2 separate regions of the Homo sapiens genome follow, and region 1 is linked to region 2. A link is an interaction called in ENCODE POLR2A ChIA-PET data of the cell type or tissue named here. Cell type or tissue: CD4-positive, alpha-beta T cell. All regions are shown on one strand. Links, peaks and the distances in the headings refer to the core of each region. The heading gives the core; the rest is flanking DNA. Region 1 overlaps PLXDC1 (plexin domain containing 1). Region 2 has its middle 21 kb from the start of STAC2.

Evidence for each region. ChIA-PET counts read pairs that join two places held together with the same protein. Peaks named below come from ENCODE experiments on the same cell type or tissue, not always from the same donor. Only the 100,000 strongest peaks of a DNase experiment are listed, where the experiment ranks them.
Region 1: POLR2A ChIA-PET joins it to region 2 with 8 read pairs; 2 of 35 experiments call an interaction of 5 or more read pairs at or near these places.

The regions. Positions count from the first base shown.
Region 1 is chr17:39,114,120-39,122,306 of GRCh38, reverse strand. All of the region lies in intron 2 of PLXDC1 (plexin domain containing 1), which reads left to right. Among named protein-coding and RNA genes, the nearest start is that of PLXDC1, 33 kb to the left of the region's middle. RefSeq lists an enhancer at 3,072-3,121. In CD4-positive, alpha-beta T cell, for the core only: no CTCF peak of the experiment used is centred there; a DNase peak (open chromatin) is centred at 3,446.
Region 2 is chr17:39,242,982-39,251,168 of GRCh38, reverse strand. It overlaps the pseudogene LOC101929578. Among named protein-coding and RNA genes, the nearest start is that of STAC2, 21 kb to the right of the region's middle. RefSeq lists an enhancer at 6,241-6,815. In CD4-positive, alpha-beta T cell, for the core only: no CTCF peak of the experiment used is centred there; no DNase peak of the experiment used is centred there.

The DNA of each region.
Region 1 (8,187 bases), core at 2,346-4,845, 130 kb after region 2:
CAGCCTCCTGAGTAGCTGGGATTACAGGTGTGCCTCACCACGCCTGGCTAATTTTTAAATATTTTTAGTAGAGACGGGGTTTCAACATGTTGGCCCGGCTGGTCTCAAACTCCTGACTTCAAGTGATCCGCCTACCTCGGCCTCCCAAAGTGCTGGGATTTCAGGCGTGAGTCACTGCACCCAGTCCCCCCCCCCTTTTTTTTTTTTTTTTTGACAGAGTCTTGAACTGTCAACCAGGCTAGAATGCAGTGGCGTGATCTCAGCTCACGACAACCTCCACCTCCTGGGTTCAAGTGATTCTCCTGTGTCAACCTCCCGAGCAGCTGGGATTACAGGCGCCCACCACCACACATAGATAATTTTTGTATTTTTAGTAGAGATGGGGTTTCGCCATGTTGGCCAGGCTGGTCTCGAACTCCTGGCCTCAAGTGATCTGCCGGCCTCAGCCTCCCAAAGGGGTGAGCCTCCGGACCCGGTCACCCATTCTTATTACGGGCAATCTTTCTGCTCATCTTCCATTGGCCAGACATAGTCATGTAGCCATACCTAGCCATAAGGAGGGCTGGGAAATATGGTTTAACTGTGTGACTGTGTGCCTAGCTATAACTGGGAGCCTCTGCAACTCAAGGAAGAAGGAGAGAGTGGTTATTGGGAGGCAGTTATTAGTCTTTGCCATGGGTGGGGTTCCTCCATCAAAACTGCCCATGTGGGTGGCAGCGTGATAAGGGGCCTATGGTGGCAGTTGGGAAGTATCCCCAAAGTTGGTGAATTTCAAGCCATGGGACTCTTTTTCCCAATGGCCAGCCAAGAAGCTAGCAGTGATTGACTTTAGAGAAGAAGAATCACAGTGGTGTTGGCAGAGAAATCAAACTAGGAGGTTTATTCTGAGCCTCTATGAGCGATTGCAGCCTGGAGAAAACACAAACCCAAGAAGCCTTGAGTAAGTGATCCTGAGACAGGTGACAACTCTGCTTTATACATTTTAGGGAAGCAGAAGTTACCGGCAAAGTCATAAATTAATATATGGAGTTTATATGTTGCTTTGGCCCAAAAAAGGTGAGCTATCTTGAAGTGAGAGCTCACAGGTCATAGGTGGGTTCAGAGATTCTTTAATTTGCAATTGGTTAAAGGAGTAAGGCTTTGTTCAAAAACCTGGAGTCAGTAGAGGCCAAGTGCAGTGGCTCATGCCTGTAATCCCAGCACTTTGGGAGGCCGAGGTGAGAGGATCGCTTGAGTCCAGGAGTTTGAGACCAGACTGGGCAACATGGTGAAACCTTGACTCTACAAAAAATTTAAAAATTAGCTGGGTGTTTGGCCAGGTGCAGTGGCTCATGCCTGTAATCCCAACCCTGTCTCTACTAAAAATACAAAATTATACAAAATTAGCTGCGCGTGATGGCGCATGCCTGTAATCCCAGATACTTGGGAGGCTGAGGCAGGACAATCACTTGAACCCGGGAGGTTGCAGGGAGCCGAGATTGTGCTATTGCACTCCACCCTGGGCAACAGGAGCAAAACTCTGTCTCAAAAAAAAAAAAAAAAAAAAAATTAGCTGGGTGTGGTGGCATATGCCTGTGATCCCAGCTACTCAAGAGGCTGAGGCGGAAGGATCACTTGAGCCCTGGAGGTCGAGGACTGAGGCTGCAGTGAGCCATGATCAGGCAAGAGAGTGAGACCCTGTCTCAAAAAAAAAAAAAAAACCTAAAATAAATAAAAATAGAAAACTTGGAGTCAGTGGAAAAGAATGTTTAAGATAAAGAAGTTTGCTAATCATCATGTGATCTGCCAATCATATCATGCCATGTATCGTATGATCTGCCAGAGTCACATCATCTCATGCCTTATCTGATATGTCATGTGATATGTCAGAGCAAGACTCAATATGCTGGGTCAGGCCAGGCGCAGTGGCTCACACCTGTAATCCCAGCACTTTGGGAGCCCGAGGAGGGTGGATCACCTGAGGTCGGTCTCTACTAAAAATACAAAATTTAGCCGGGCGTGGTGGCGGGTGCCTGTAATCCCAGCTACTTGGGAGGCTGAGGCAGGAGAGTCGCTTGAACCTGGGAGGCAGAGGTTGCCGTGAGCCGAGGTGGTGCCATTGCACTCCAGCCTGTGTTACATGAGCGAAACTCCATCTCAAAAAACAAAACAAAAAAGCGCTGGGTCAGAGTGGCCTGCAGGGGTGCGTGATTTAACCCGTGCCTGTCATGGCCTTAGGTCCTCTTTATAATTTGATATCATATTGCCACAGAGTCCATTCTGTCTGTCTTCTGATCTCTATTTTAATATTAATGCTGGTAGTTGTGTCTAAACTGCAAAAGGGAGGGGTTACAATGAGGTGTGTCTGGTCTCCCATCCCATTATGGCTGGGAACTCAGCTTTTCTGGGGTCTCATTGGCCAAGAGGGGGTCCATTCAGTTGGTTGGGGGACTTAGGATTTTATTTTTAGTTTACAGTGGCTGATGTGTTGCCAGGGAAAAGTTCTCCCAGAAATTTAGTTTCTCAGTTCTCTCTTCTCATTCATATTCTTTTTAAAAATGAAGTTAAAAAAAAATTTTTTTTGAGACAGGGTCTCACTCTGTCGCCCAGGCTGGGGTGCAGTGGTGCGATCTTGGCTCACTGCAGCTTCAACTTCCCAGGCTCAAACGATTCTCCTGCCTCAGACTCTGAATAGCTCGGACTATGGGAGCACGCCATCACCCCTGGCCAGTTTTGGTATTTTTTGTAGAGATGGTGGTTTCAACATGTTGCCCAGGCTGGTCTCGAACTCGTGAGCTCAAGTGATCCACCCACCTGGGTCTCCCAAAGTACCAGCATTACAGGCCTGAGCCTCCACGCCCGATCTAATTTAATTTTTTAATTGACAAATAATTGTACATATTCATGGGGTACATAGTAATGTTTCAATACATATAATGTATAGTGATCAGATCAGGGTAATTTGCACATTCATAATCTCAAACACGTACCCTTGCTTTGTGGTGGGCTCATTCACACTCTTGCTGTCTGTACCAGTGAAGGACTGCCTGGGCTCACCCTGGAGGTTTTTCCTCTGATCACCTCATAAGCAAGGCTATTCTATTTAAGGTCCTTTTGGTTCTGAGGAGCTATTTGAGCTGTCCCACAGAGAAGGATTATCGTGAGGGTGCAGAAGACGATCATGGGAGACCCAAGGGCTGGACATGAAGGACAGCCAGACCTCAAGGAAGCTGGAAAGCTGTTGGGAACCAGGTCCCCTCCCCCAGTTCTTGCCTCCTTTTCATTAATTCATCATATGTTTATTGAAGCCAAATGTATATAAGGTCTGCCTTTCCTTTCTGTGGATCAGAAGTCTTCTGCAGACAGCTCAGGATGGTTTCGGTTCCTTTTTTTCTTTTTTTCTCACAGACTCTGTTCATCTTGAATGGTTTCAGTTCCTAAGTCTCCAAGATCTTTCAACTCAGCTCTCTTGCTGCCAGCTTCTCAGTTTCCCAATTTCACCCTCCCGGGTGGTGATCTGATTGGCTCAGGCTGCACAAGCTGTAGATTGTAGGCTTCCAATAGATGAGCTGCTTTTGAATCATGTGATTACCTATGTCCAATCAGTCTGAGGAAGCACAGGGTCATGTAGGAGACTGTGATGGGTGTAGTCAACTCAGCAGGGCCTACGGGTCTGGGGGCAAACGTCATTGGGATGGGGATGGAGCATCCTAAAACATGTCTGGTACAAGGATATTATTTAAAATATAATGTCACACCTGAAATTTTAGTTAGCAGGGCTCCATACAACATTGATGTTTCAGGAGCATCAGAAATTGTAGACTAGGCGGACATGGTGGCTCATGCTTGTAATCCCAGCACTTTGGGAGACCAAGGTGGGTGGATCACCTGAGGTCAGGAGTTCAAGAACAGCCTGGCCAACATGGTAAAACCCCTGTCTCTATTAAAAATACAAAATTAGCTGGGTGTGGTGGTATGCACCTGTAATCCCAGAGACTCTGGAGGGTGAGGCAGGAGAATCGCTTGATCCCAGGAAGCAGAGGTTGCAGTAGCCCAGATCTCACCATTGCACTCCAGCCTGGGCGACAAGAACGAAACTCCATCTCAAAAAAGAAGAAAAGAAAAGAGAGAGAGACAGACAGACAGAGAGAGAAAGAAAGAAAGAGAAAGGAAGGAAGAGATTGAGAGGAAGGAAGGAAGAGATTGAGAGAGAGAGAGGAAGGAAGGAAGGAAGGAAGGAAGGGAGGGAGGGAGGGAGGGAGGGAAGGAATTCTAGACTAAAAGGACTGGCTCTAGAACGCCGCGGGTAGGTGGCAATAGCTTTCATTGCATCACTGATGCTCAGCCCTGAGGAACCTGGGTAAACTCTGGCCTCATAAAGAACTGGATGGAGACAATCAATACAGGCAATGGAGCAGCCCTGCCCCAGCTGAAGTCTCTTCTTTTTCATTCCACAAGGCCTGAGTGGTTGGCAGAACTGTTGCACCTCCCTGGGCATGTGGACAGATTGGAGGATGCTGGCCAATCAAACCCTTTACTCAGCTCTGCTTCCAGAAAGTAAAAGGCATGTCTCTTGGTTTTGTTTTGTGACAATGTCTTGCTCTGTTGCCCAGGCTGGAATGCAGTGGCATGATCATGGCTTACTGCAGCTTTGATCCCTTGGGATCAGGCAATCCTCCTGCCCCAGCCTCACAAGTAGCTGGGACTACAGGTGCATGCCACCATGCCCAGCTAATTTTTGCATTTTTTTTTTTGTAGACTTGGGGGGAGGGTCTCACTATGTTGCCCAAGCTGGTCTTGAACTCCTGGATTCAAGCGATGTTTCTGCCTCAGCCTCCCAAAGTGCTTCTTGTCTTTTGAGAGTACTGGTTCATTGGTTGGATTCAGATGGCAAGTGGACATTGCGGTTGACTTTTCAACATATATTTTACCTTACAGCCTTGTACAATAGGAATGGGATCTTGGGTTCCATGATAATCCTACCCCCCAGCTGGTGTTTGGTTTAGGTGGAAGCTGTTTAGCATCTAGGGCTTCCTAGTCCAGAGGTGGCAGGGGACCCAGGTTGACCCTGCCATCTTGAAGCACACGTGTTCATTCAGTGGTCGGGGAGAGGTGTGCTGTGCCTGTCTTGCTTCCATGAGCCAGGGCTAGTTGCCACTGTCTGCCATCCCGTCACTACAAGATGCCTAGCCTTACAATGAAGCCCACACTGAAAGTGGCAGAGAAGAAAGACTGAAAGAGCTTGGTCTTGGTCATTGAGCCACATTCCCCGTCAACCCTGATGTCAGGCCTTTGCTCACCCAGCTTCCATTCCCCATTCCTAGCGGAGCCATGATCCCCAGTTCCTGGGGGAAGTAGACTGGTTTAACCAATCTGGCACGCCCTGGCCCTTGTAATAATCGGGGGCCACATCAGACTGAAGGGAAGATCTTGTGTTCCACTCTTGGTGCGAGGTTTCTCCTTTTGAACCCGACAAGGAAGCATGCTGCCTCAGTGGCTATAGGCAGCCCTCTTTGGACCAGGAGGCAGTCACACTTAGGACAATGTCCTGATGACACGAGGATCATCCATGTTCCATGCCTGCTGCCAGGCTCTCAGACGCTTGGTCTAACACATGTCCTCCGTGTTGAAGCTGGGTTTCTCTTCCTTGCCCCCGAAGGTATCTGCCTTGTTGGCTTTACTTCCTCAGAGAAGAAATTGAGGAATCCAGAGACACCTTCCTGTGTCCAGGATGTCCCAGGTTTGGGAATGCTGTCTGTGGGCTTGGATTCCCAGAGGAGGCAGCTGGTTCCTCCACAAGTGGCTTTTGTGTCACCTGCCACTGGAGATGGGGGAGGATGCTGTCCTTGTCAGAGCCACACTGCACATTCTCAGCACAGTCTTGACACCATTGGCTGCAGAATCCTTGTGATTCAGCTCATTTGGCAAGCAGATGCTGAACACCCACCAGATGCCAGGTGCCAACCCCTGCGCTAGGGAGGTGCTGGGGGCGGAGATGAATGTGCCACCATCCCTGAGCTCCAGCCTCCAGACAGTGGTCCTTCTGATTGAGAGTTTAACCAATGACTGGTAGGTAGCCTAAGTCACCTTCCCGGAGAGCTGTTGCTTAAAGATCTCAGAGACAGTGGATAGAGGAAAGGTCACTGTCTTTGAGTGGAACTGACCTGGTTTCATACAGTTACATTATTTCTTTTTATTTTTTGTTTTTTTGAGACGGAGTCTCACTGTGTCACCCAGGCTGGAGTGCAGTGGCGCAATCTCGGCTCACAGCAACCTCCACTCCTGGATTCAAGCAATTGAATATACTGCCTCAGCCTCCCCAGTAGCTGGGATTACAGGCATGCGCCACCACACCCAGCTAATTTTTGTATTTTTAGTAGAGATGGGTTTCACCATGTTGGCCAGGCTGGTCTTGAACTCCGGACATCAGGTGATCCGCCCTGTCTCAGCCTCCCAAAGTGCTGGGATTACAGGCATGAGCCACCATGCCTGGCCTAGTTACATGATTTCTAGTCTCAGTTTCCCCACTGAGAAAATGGGACTAATATTAGTGCTCACCTCCTAGGGTTGCCCTGCAGTAACAAATATGAAATGCCCAGCACTCTCCCATCACCACTCAGCAAATGCCAGCTTCCCTTCTCCTTCCTCCCACGCTCCCAAATGCTCCCCTGCAGGCTTTGTGCTTGGCTCTGCCCAGGAGTGATCCCCCTGCAAGTCGCCCCCTCCCTCCAGGGTGCAATTTGGCCTCACCCATCACTGTGTGGCCACCCTCAGCCAGAGCTGAGTAGATATGGCTCCTGGCTTCACTGTCCTGGAGTAATAAAAGTCAGGTGTGCCAGGAGGGCAGTCTGTTGGGCCTGTTTGGGACCTGCAGCAGATTCTGCATGGCATTGCCCTTGAGCCAGTCCTCCCCCTGGCAGGCCAGCTGTACTTGGCACTTCTGAGGCCTGAAGCAGAGCTTGGCCTCACCCTCGCTGGCCTGAGTAGGGCATCGTTAGGCTTCGAGGCTCTTGCCTTCCCTGGGATCTGCTGACTCATTGGAGAGAATCAGCTTAGGAGTTAGAGGCAGCAGCTCGTTTCATTTCTGACTTTCCTTGAGTCAGAATAGATGGAAGTTTTCTGTCAGTTAAGAGGTGCCATTGCAGGGGTCATCGGGAACTCCAAGAATGAGTCCAGGGATCATCCAGGTGTCAGAGCTGAGGCACGTGACACAGGGCCTGGTTTCTCTGCAGAACAGCACTAGTTTGGATCAGACTGCTTGTCTTTGCTGTGAAGCAGAGAACTCCGAGCAACGGGCCAGGAAGATGCATTCCCAGGAAGCTCACGCTTTGCAGTCTTAGCTGAGGCGGCAAGAGACACGTCAGCATCTGTTTGGGCTTCACAACTGCAGAGCGTGGCTTCTGTCCCGGGCACTCATTTCAGACGCCCGGAGGTTTGGGGAAAGCTCTCGCTGTGCGGGGCCCAGGAAGCAGGCTGATTGAAACCAGACCTTTCTCCGAGCCTCAAAGCAACCGTCTTAAACACTGGCCCGCTCAGGTTCCCAGGTGGAAGCTGTATTCAGTTGACTCTGAGACTTACCTGAGAGCACCTGTTTAGCATCTGCAGCTGTCCTGCTTTGTTTGGTAAAATGATCCTATCCTGGACTTCAGAATATGTAGTGGTACCTGTAAAACAGGCAGCTATAATTTGTGGTCATTCTTTGCTCAACAAATCCTCCATTGAACACATACTCTGTGCTTAAACACGATAAATAAAGGCTGACCTTACTCTTGGGGTCTTACGATCTTACAGGAAAGGCAGACATGAAGATGTGTATAAAATCCAAGTAAATTGTCACAAGTGTGCAAAACACCAGGAGAAAGAAGCACAGGGTGTGATGGGAATGCAACAGGGAATCAGAGAGGCTTTCTTGAGGAAGTGACTCCTGAGCTGAGGCTGGATAGGTGAGGAAGGGTCAGCTCCTGAACAGGGAAGGGAAGAAATTTTGAGGCACAGGCGGCACCAAGGTCCTGAGGCAGACAACTGTGTGGTGATTCCCAGAACAAGAGAGCAGGGGAGAGGAGGAGGTGCTGAGTTGGGGCCAGACCACCACACGTGGGGAAGGATTTGTGTTTCCGTTTAACAGAGAGCTAAACCCAGGGACTTAAGAAGCAGCCCTCTAGCATGTCATCAGGGACCAAGTCTCCATCTAGTTGTCCACTTCACCAT
Region 2 (8,187 bases), core at 770-3,269:
GCTGGGATTACAGGCGTGAGCCGCCGTGCCCGGCCTGGCTATGGTTTTTTTGTATTTTTAGTAGAGATGGGATTTCACCATATTGGCCAGGCGGTCTTGACTCTTGACCTCAAGTGATCTGCCTGACTCAGCCTCCCAAAGTGCTGAAGATTACAGGCGTGAGCCACCAAGCCCGGGCTTATGCAAGAATTTTTAAGAGGGCACTTGTCTCTTAAAAATGACTTGTCTTCCACTTTGTGCATTTGGAAATCATCAAATATACTTTTCTGTATATTTGAAGATTTTCGTAATAAAACTTTAAGGGAGGGAGAATGGAAAAAAACAGTTAAGATATGACCTGATACCATTTGTCTTTTAAGAAAGCGTTTACTGTTTAATATAAAAGTGGTTTTCTGGGCCTGGTGCGGTAACTGAGATCGTGCCACTTCACCACTTCACTCCAGCCTGGGCAAAAGAGCGAAACTCCATCTCAGGAAAAAAAAAAAAAAAAAAAAGTGGTTTTCTGTATGGAAAAAGAGGACTAGATTCCTACCTGCAAGATACACAAAAATCAATTTCAGTTGGTTACTGACCTAAACGTGAAAAGCAAAACTGAGTCAAACCTTTTTTTTTTTCTTTTGGAGACCAACCCCGGGGCTCACTGCAACCTCTGCCTCCCGGGTTCAAGAGATTCTCCTGCCTCAGCCTCTCAAATAGCTGGGATTACAGGCACACACCACCATGCCCAGCTAATTTTGTATATTTTATAGAGACAGGGTTTCACCATGTTAGCTAGGCTGATCTCGAACTCCCGACCACTGGTGATCCGCCCACCTCAGCCTCCCAAAGTGCTGGAACTACAGGTGTAAGCCACCACGCCCGGCCAAAAAAGAGCCTCTTTTCTTTATAAATTAAAAAAAAAAAAAAGTAGGCCAGGCACGGTGGCTCACGCCTGTAACCCCAGCACTTTGGGAGGCTGAGGCAGGCGGATCACGATGTCAGGAGTTTGAGACCAGCCTGGCCAACGTGATGAAACTCATCTCTACCAAAAATGCAAAAATTAGCTGGGCGTGGTGGTGCAAGCATGTAATCCCAGCTATGCGGGAAGCTGAGGCAGGAGAATTGCTTGAATCCTAGAGGTGGAGGTTGCAGTGAGCCCAGATTGATTGCACCATTGCACTCTACCTCTGGGCATCAGAGCAAGACTCCCATCTCAAAAAAAAAAAAAAAATTAAATTTATGACTTTAGGGAAAGATTAATAAAATTTAAGGTAAAAAAAAAAAAAAAGTCAAGCACAGTGGTGCACACCTATAATCCCAGCTACTGAGAGTTTAGATGGAAGGATCACTTGACACCAAGAGTTCAAGACCAGTCTGGACAACAGAGACCTCATCTCTTAAAACTAAGGAAACAATATGTCTAAATTTTTTTTTCTAAAAGCCCCATAGCCTCAATTCTAGATAATAGCTATAGTATTTCCTAAATCTCTTAGAACTGAGTTTTTTAGTAGGTACAGTGATTTGAATATTGAATGGTCTTTTGGAGGCTTTAGTAATTAGTTTTGCCCAAACTAATTGTGAAAAAAAGATCCAGCTGGATTGATTTATTCCCTTGTTCCAGACCCCATCCTTTGCCCTAGTTTATAGTTTAAGCAGAAGACATTTCCCCTTGGGGACAATAAAGCCAAGAAAACTGAACACCACATTAAATGTTCAACACATTGGACAACACATTAAGTGTATATACCTTTTAAAAATTAACTTTTAATTTAAAAAGGGCTTAAAATTTTTAAATGAATTAACACTCTCAGTGATCACCAGCCAACACTGCTCATGGCAAAAGCTCTTTCCACATTGCCAGTTTTTTTTTTTTTTTTTTTGCCTCATAAACTTGGCCAGCTCAGAAGAACGAATGGGTAAGGAAGACTTCCAACAGCCATTGCTGCTGACCAGAAAGAAAAGTGAAGCTGGAGGCTACTTGCCTCCTCTCGGGGTGAGATGCAAGATACTTTGGCTCACCTGGAGCCTGTTGAGTCAGCCAAGTGTTTTAACAAGGTTTCTGGTGAAGACAAGCTATCAGTCTCTTGAGCAGTGGAGTTCCCCTGGCCTAGGTCAGAACCAAGTAGTAGCCATCTGGATTCTGCACCGAAAGCAGTAAAAAGGCACCAGCAGGACCAGTCAGGTCCTCACCCTCCAAGCAGCCTACAATGCGTCTGGCACACCCAAGTGTTTTTTTGTTTTATTTCTTTTTTTGAGGTGAAGTTTCGCTCGTCACCCAGGCTGGAGTGCAGTAGCACGATAGTTCACTGCAACCTCCACCTCCCGGGTTCCAGCGATTCTCCTGCCTCAGCCTCCCGAGGAGCTGGGATTACAAGTGCCCGCCACCACGCCTGGCTAATTTTTGTATTTTTAGTAGAGATGGGGTTCCACCATTTTGGCCAGGCTGGTCTTGAACTCCTGACCTCATGATCTGCCCACCTCGGCCTCCCAAAGTGCTGGGGTTACAGGTGTGAGCCACCACGCCCGGCCACACGTGTCTTAAAACCCGACTTCACATCTACCTCTTCCTACCCCCTTGTGTACATAAGCCAAGCTGACCAGCTCTGGCATGTGGAGGGGTGGAAGGCAAACATCTGAATAACCAGATGCCAAGCAGACTAGTCAGAGGTGCCCTATGCCAGATGATGTCCAGGAAGCACCTGCCCTTCTGCCTTGTATCATGCCAGGGGCAGGTGGAGAAAAGTGGGGGCCTTACCTTTCCCTCTAATAAACTCCCTGACAACAGAAACTGGAGCATTTTTTATTTAATGAGGATGCATTTATTCAGTCATGTTTTTCCTAAGCAATAAATATCTTTTAGCTATACAAATCCCTCTCCCCTTGACACAAAGCTGGCATTCACAGGTGTTTGCTAGTTAATTGGGACACATCCCCTTAATCCCCTTCAAAGAGGTTTTTTGTTTGTTTGTTTGTTTTTGAGACGTTTGAGACAGACTCGCTCTGTCACCCAGGCTGGAGTGCAGTGGGGCAATCTCGGTTCACTGCAACCTCTGCCTCCTGGGTTCAAGGGATTCTCCTGCCTCAGCCTCCCAAGTAGCTGGGACCACGGGCACGTGCCAGCACGCCCGGGTAGTTTTTTGTATTTTTTATAGAGATGGGGTTTTGCCATGTTGGCCAGGCTGGTTTTGAATTCCTGTCCTCAAGTGATCCACCTGCCTCAGCCTCCCAAAGTGCTGGGATTACAGGCATGAGCCACTGCGCCTGGCCCCCAAAGAGCCTTTTAGTCTCATTTAGGAGACGGAATATATGCTCAGCACACTCTTATCCCCCTTTATAGGGCCAGCCAGGCACACTCCTCTGCCTCTAAAATCCCTTTTTTCACCACAGCCACAAAGTATGATTCGTCCTTAAAATTCTGGACCACCTGTAAGAGTGAAGCGGGCACAAAGGCAATTTTGTTATTGGAGCCAAAGAGAACAAGCCATGCCATGGAAAAGAAAGCTTAATCTGAGGCAGAAGTGTTAGCGAGGCCTCCGTGGGGATTTGCGACAGGAAATGGCTGCCCTTTATCTGGTCACTGAGGAGAATGAAGATGCCCCCGGTGCCCTGGTGGAAAAGGTGATGGATCTGATTGGCTGGGATGGCCAGAGCTCAGCCAGTTTCCCCATCAGCTCTACAGCACTGAGTTCATCCAGAGAGATCTCTTGATAAAAGTCTGGGGGCATGGGCAACACAGAGGCAGGGGTCAGCAGGGGAAGGGAGTCCAGAGATGTGCCCACAGGAAACCAGGGGTGCCAGGAAGATGGCTATGGGGTGGGGGGAGGAGAAGTAAAGAGGGAAAAGTTGGCTGGGTGTGGTGGCTCATGCCTGTAATCCCAGCACTTTGGGAGGCCGAGGGGTGGATCACGAGGTCAGGAGTTCAAGACCAGCCTGGCCAAGATGGTGAAACCCCATCTCTACTAAAAACTACAAAAATTAGCTGGGCATGGTGGCAGGCTCCTGTAATCCCAACTACTTGGGAGGCTGAGGCAGGAGAATCTCTTGAACCTGGGTGGCAGAAGTTGCAGTGAGCTGAGATCGCGCCACTGCACTCCAGCCTGGGCAACAGAGTGAGACTCCGTCTCAAAAAAAAAAAAAAAAGAAAAAAGTCTACTTCACCTCTCATCCCTCATCTTTTGGGAGGTGTCTGAGGGGAACCCCCAGTTTAAAGACAGGACACCCACATATTAGTGACTGGGACCCAAGTACATAACAAGATGATGTTCTAATCCCATATGCTAATGCAGTGACGATCAGGTGGGGTGGAGGAGTAGAACATGGTGAATAAACCCAAGGAGACATTCTGGAAGGAGAGGGACTAATCTGGTCATGGAAGGTAGGGAAATGCCAAGAAGGGCATCCTGGGTCCCAGGAATGGTGGGGTATCACCATTCCTCTTCTAGGGAGAGGTTTCATGCAGCTACACCTGAATTTCCTATGTTCTGGAGAGAGAGGCCAGAACCTCACCTGAGTCAGGGTTCTTAGGAACCTCGTTCCCTTGCCTAGAGGTCTCCTGAGCCACATACAAAGTCAGTTGGTGACAGATGGGCCTGGGCCAGGAAAACAGTCTATGTATCAGTCTTATACCTGAACTAACAGCTCCCACTTCTAGCCCCCATCCTAGGAGAGATCCCAGCCTCCTCCCAGGTCTCGAGGGAGGGAGGTCACTAAGTAGTTCTTAGGTATTTAACGAATGCTGGACACTAGGGGGAGAAAAAATGGGGAGGAAAAAACCCCACAGACATCTCTATCCCCAGAAATGGAATGAGGCAGGTGGGATGGCCACAGAAGGAGGTCACAGGAGCCTAGCTTTTCACCCCAGCCCTGCCAGCTTTGGGTTGTGACCTCAGACTGGTCACTGTCCTTCTTGGGCCTGAGTTTCTTCTGTAAAAAGAGGGAGTGGGACTAAGTGGTCTTTAAGGTGACTTCTGGCTTAAACATTGTATGAGCCGGGTGCAGTGGCTCACTCCTGTAATCCCAGCACTTTGGGAGGCCAAAGCAGGTGGATCACCTGAGGTCAGGAGTTCAAGACCAGCCTGACGAACGTGGTGAAACCCCGTCTCTACTAAAAATACAAAAAATTAGACGGGCGCGGTGGCAGGCGCCTGTAGTCCCAGCTACTCGGGAGGCTGAGGCAGGAAAATGGCGTGAACCCAGGAGGCGGAGCTTGCAGTGAGCCGAGATAGTGCCACTGCAGTCCGGCCTGGGCAAAAGACTCCGTCTCAAAAAAAAAAAAAAAAAAAAAATTGGCCAGGCATGGTGGCAGACGCCTGTAATCCCAGCTACTCAGGAGGCTGAGGCAGGATAATCACTTGAACCTGAGGCAGAGGTTGCAGTGAGCCAAGATTGCGCCATTGCATTCCAGCCTGGGCAACAAGAGTGAAACTCCATATTAAAAAAAAAATTGTATGAAACATACCTGCTAGCTAAGTTAGTAAGGGCCACTACAGTGGGAAGGGGACCCTGGTTGGCAGTGTCCAGCACCTGGCTCTAAGAGTATTGAAAAGGCGGATCCCATCAGCAGCCCCGCAGATTTGGATAAGGTCCTGGCATGTAAGCTTCAGCAGATCCAGACCTGTAGAGTCAGACAGGGCCAGACTGAGGAAAGAGGCCTGGGATCAAGGGTGGGAAGTAAGGGACACAGTCTATTAGTCTACAAATAGCCCTAGTGTGCTCAGATATGGGAGTCAGGCTTGGATTTAAATGCCAGTTCTGCCACTTGTTAGCTGTGTGTCCTTGGGCAAGTTATTTAACCTCTCTGGGCACTGTCCTCAAGGAATAGTGTATAAATTATATGGGATAATTCGTGAGACGAGAGCCTAGCACAATGCTGGGCAACTCTTAGTCCCCAGTAAATGTTAGTTGAAGGGCCCACAACAAGCCAGGACAGAGACAGGCTTCCTGCCTGTGTGTCCCACCCACTCTCAGTCCCCTACAGGTCTGGCTCCTGCCAGACACTAGCCTCACCAGTGAAGTTGGCCAGCATCCGGCAGTAGCTGGAGAACCAGTGCTGATGCAACCATTGCTGTGTCTCTGAGATGGGGGCTTTTTGGTTCAGATCCTGAGGTATAAAATGGATGGTCCAGGTAATACCAGGACCCAGGGACAGAACAAGAAAGGGAAACAGCCCCTCCCTTGGGAGGTCCCAAGTCTGAGAAGGGAGGCTCTTCCTGCCCAGTCTTATCAGGTAAGTTACAATCTATGGCCATATCACATCTGGCCACCAGGGGGCAGGGCCACTCCATTCTGGAGCTTGAGATGAAGCTGCGGAGAAGGCTTTGGGACAGTGGAGAGTGGGAAGGGGAAGGCTCACCTCAACTGGGCTACACCCCAAGGTATCCAGAGCGAATGGTGGTGAGGAACAGAGCCTATGAGGAGGAGCAAAGGTTCAAGAACTCTGCGGAGCATTACAGCCAGTCTCCCTCCACCAACACCCTTCCTCCAGGCCTGCCCTGGGACACAGAGCTTGCTCCTGTCCTCACCCCACAAATTCCCCACCAATCCCCAGCCCTGCCCTTTGCTCCATGCCTGGGCTGGGAGCTCTTTTCTTCACTCTCACCCCAAAGGGCTGACAGGAGGTGCTCATCCTGCCTCACCTTTCTGGGGACAAGAGCCTGCAGGAGTGGGGAGAGGTCAGAGCCAGAGAGCTGAGAGGTGGCCGGGGCCTTGCAGGGGACTCCGGCCATGGCGAACACTGCAGGCAAACACACAGCAAGGCTGGTCATTGCTCCCTTCTCTCCACCTGTATATTAAGAGCTGACCAGGGGCCTGACAAGTGGACTGGGTTTCCACAGGAAGGAAGAAGTTAACCACCCGGCGGGCCTGGGGCAGTGAGGAAGGGCCTTGGAGGAGCTGGCCAGGAGGAGCAGCAGGAGGAGGAGGGGGCCAGGCAGAGGGAGCACACAAGGAAGGAGGTGGCGATGGCCCGCGTAGGACAGGCAGCCTGGAGGGCGTCAGCTCCTGGAAGCTTCAACAACCACAGACAGGGCAGAGAGTGTCCTTTGCAGGAAGTGGTGGAGTCCCCAGGGGGCTGTGATGGGCTTGCAGCAGTCAGAGCCCTGGAGGCCTCCATTTCCCCATCTGTACCGTGAGGATCTTTTCTCCAACTCTCCCCTCCTGCTCTCGCCCCAACACACACACCTCCAAGAAGACAGTGCTCTCGCAGGCGGTCTGATACTTGTCCCTCTCATGCAGGGGCTGTTTCTCCATCTTCTCACGGTCCATTTTCAGTTTCCGCTCCTTTGTGCTGCAGGAGGATGATGAGGAAAGCCTCAGGCTCCTTTCTTTTCTTTTTTTTTTTTTTTTTTTTTTTGAGCTGCAGTCTCGCTCCGTTGTGCAGGTTAGAGTGCAGTGGCGCGATCTCAGCTCACCGCAACCTCCGCCTCCTGAGTTCAAGCGATTCTCCTGCCTCAGCCTCCCGAGTAGCTGGGATTACAGGCTCGTGCCACCACGCCCGGCTAATTTTTGTATTTTTAGTAGAGATGGGGTTTCACCCTATTGGCCAGGCTTGTCTCGACCTCTTGACCTTGTGATCCACCTACCTCAGCCTCCCAAAGTGCTGGGATTACAGGCGTGAGCCACCGCGCCCGGCCCAAAGACTCTTTCTTTACCTGCCTGCCTCTCTTCAGTGGCTCTGTTGGATTGGCTGTGAGACAGAGACCAAGCCCCATCCCTCTGTGTACAGAAAAGGAAACAGTCCAAGAGATGGGGCACAGCAGGCTGAGGATCCACAGCAACGTGGGGCCAGAACCCACACAGCCGGCGAGGCCAGGTGACAGCCCTGAGAGAGAGGAAAATGGGCCCCATTGCTGCCTGTACCTTAAACACCTTGATGAGGCAGCCAGCTGAGTGCAGGTGGTCTAGCGGCAGCCCCTTGTCACTGGGCCTGAAGGTGTCGATCTGGAGGCGGAAAGGGATGCCTTTCTCTCCACCTTTCTTCCGAGGTGTGAACTGAGATGGAGAAGAAACAGAGAAAACAGGGCGACTCCAGATCCACCCACATGCAAGGGAGTCCACCCAAAACCCGTTACCCGCCTGCCACCTGTCAGCCACATACTACGACAGCAACTTTCCATCCCCAACCAGTGTCCATTCTATTTTATTTTTTGAGACGGGGTCTTGCTCTGTCACCCAGGCTGGAGTGCAATGGTGTGATCTTGGCTCACTGCA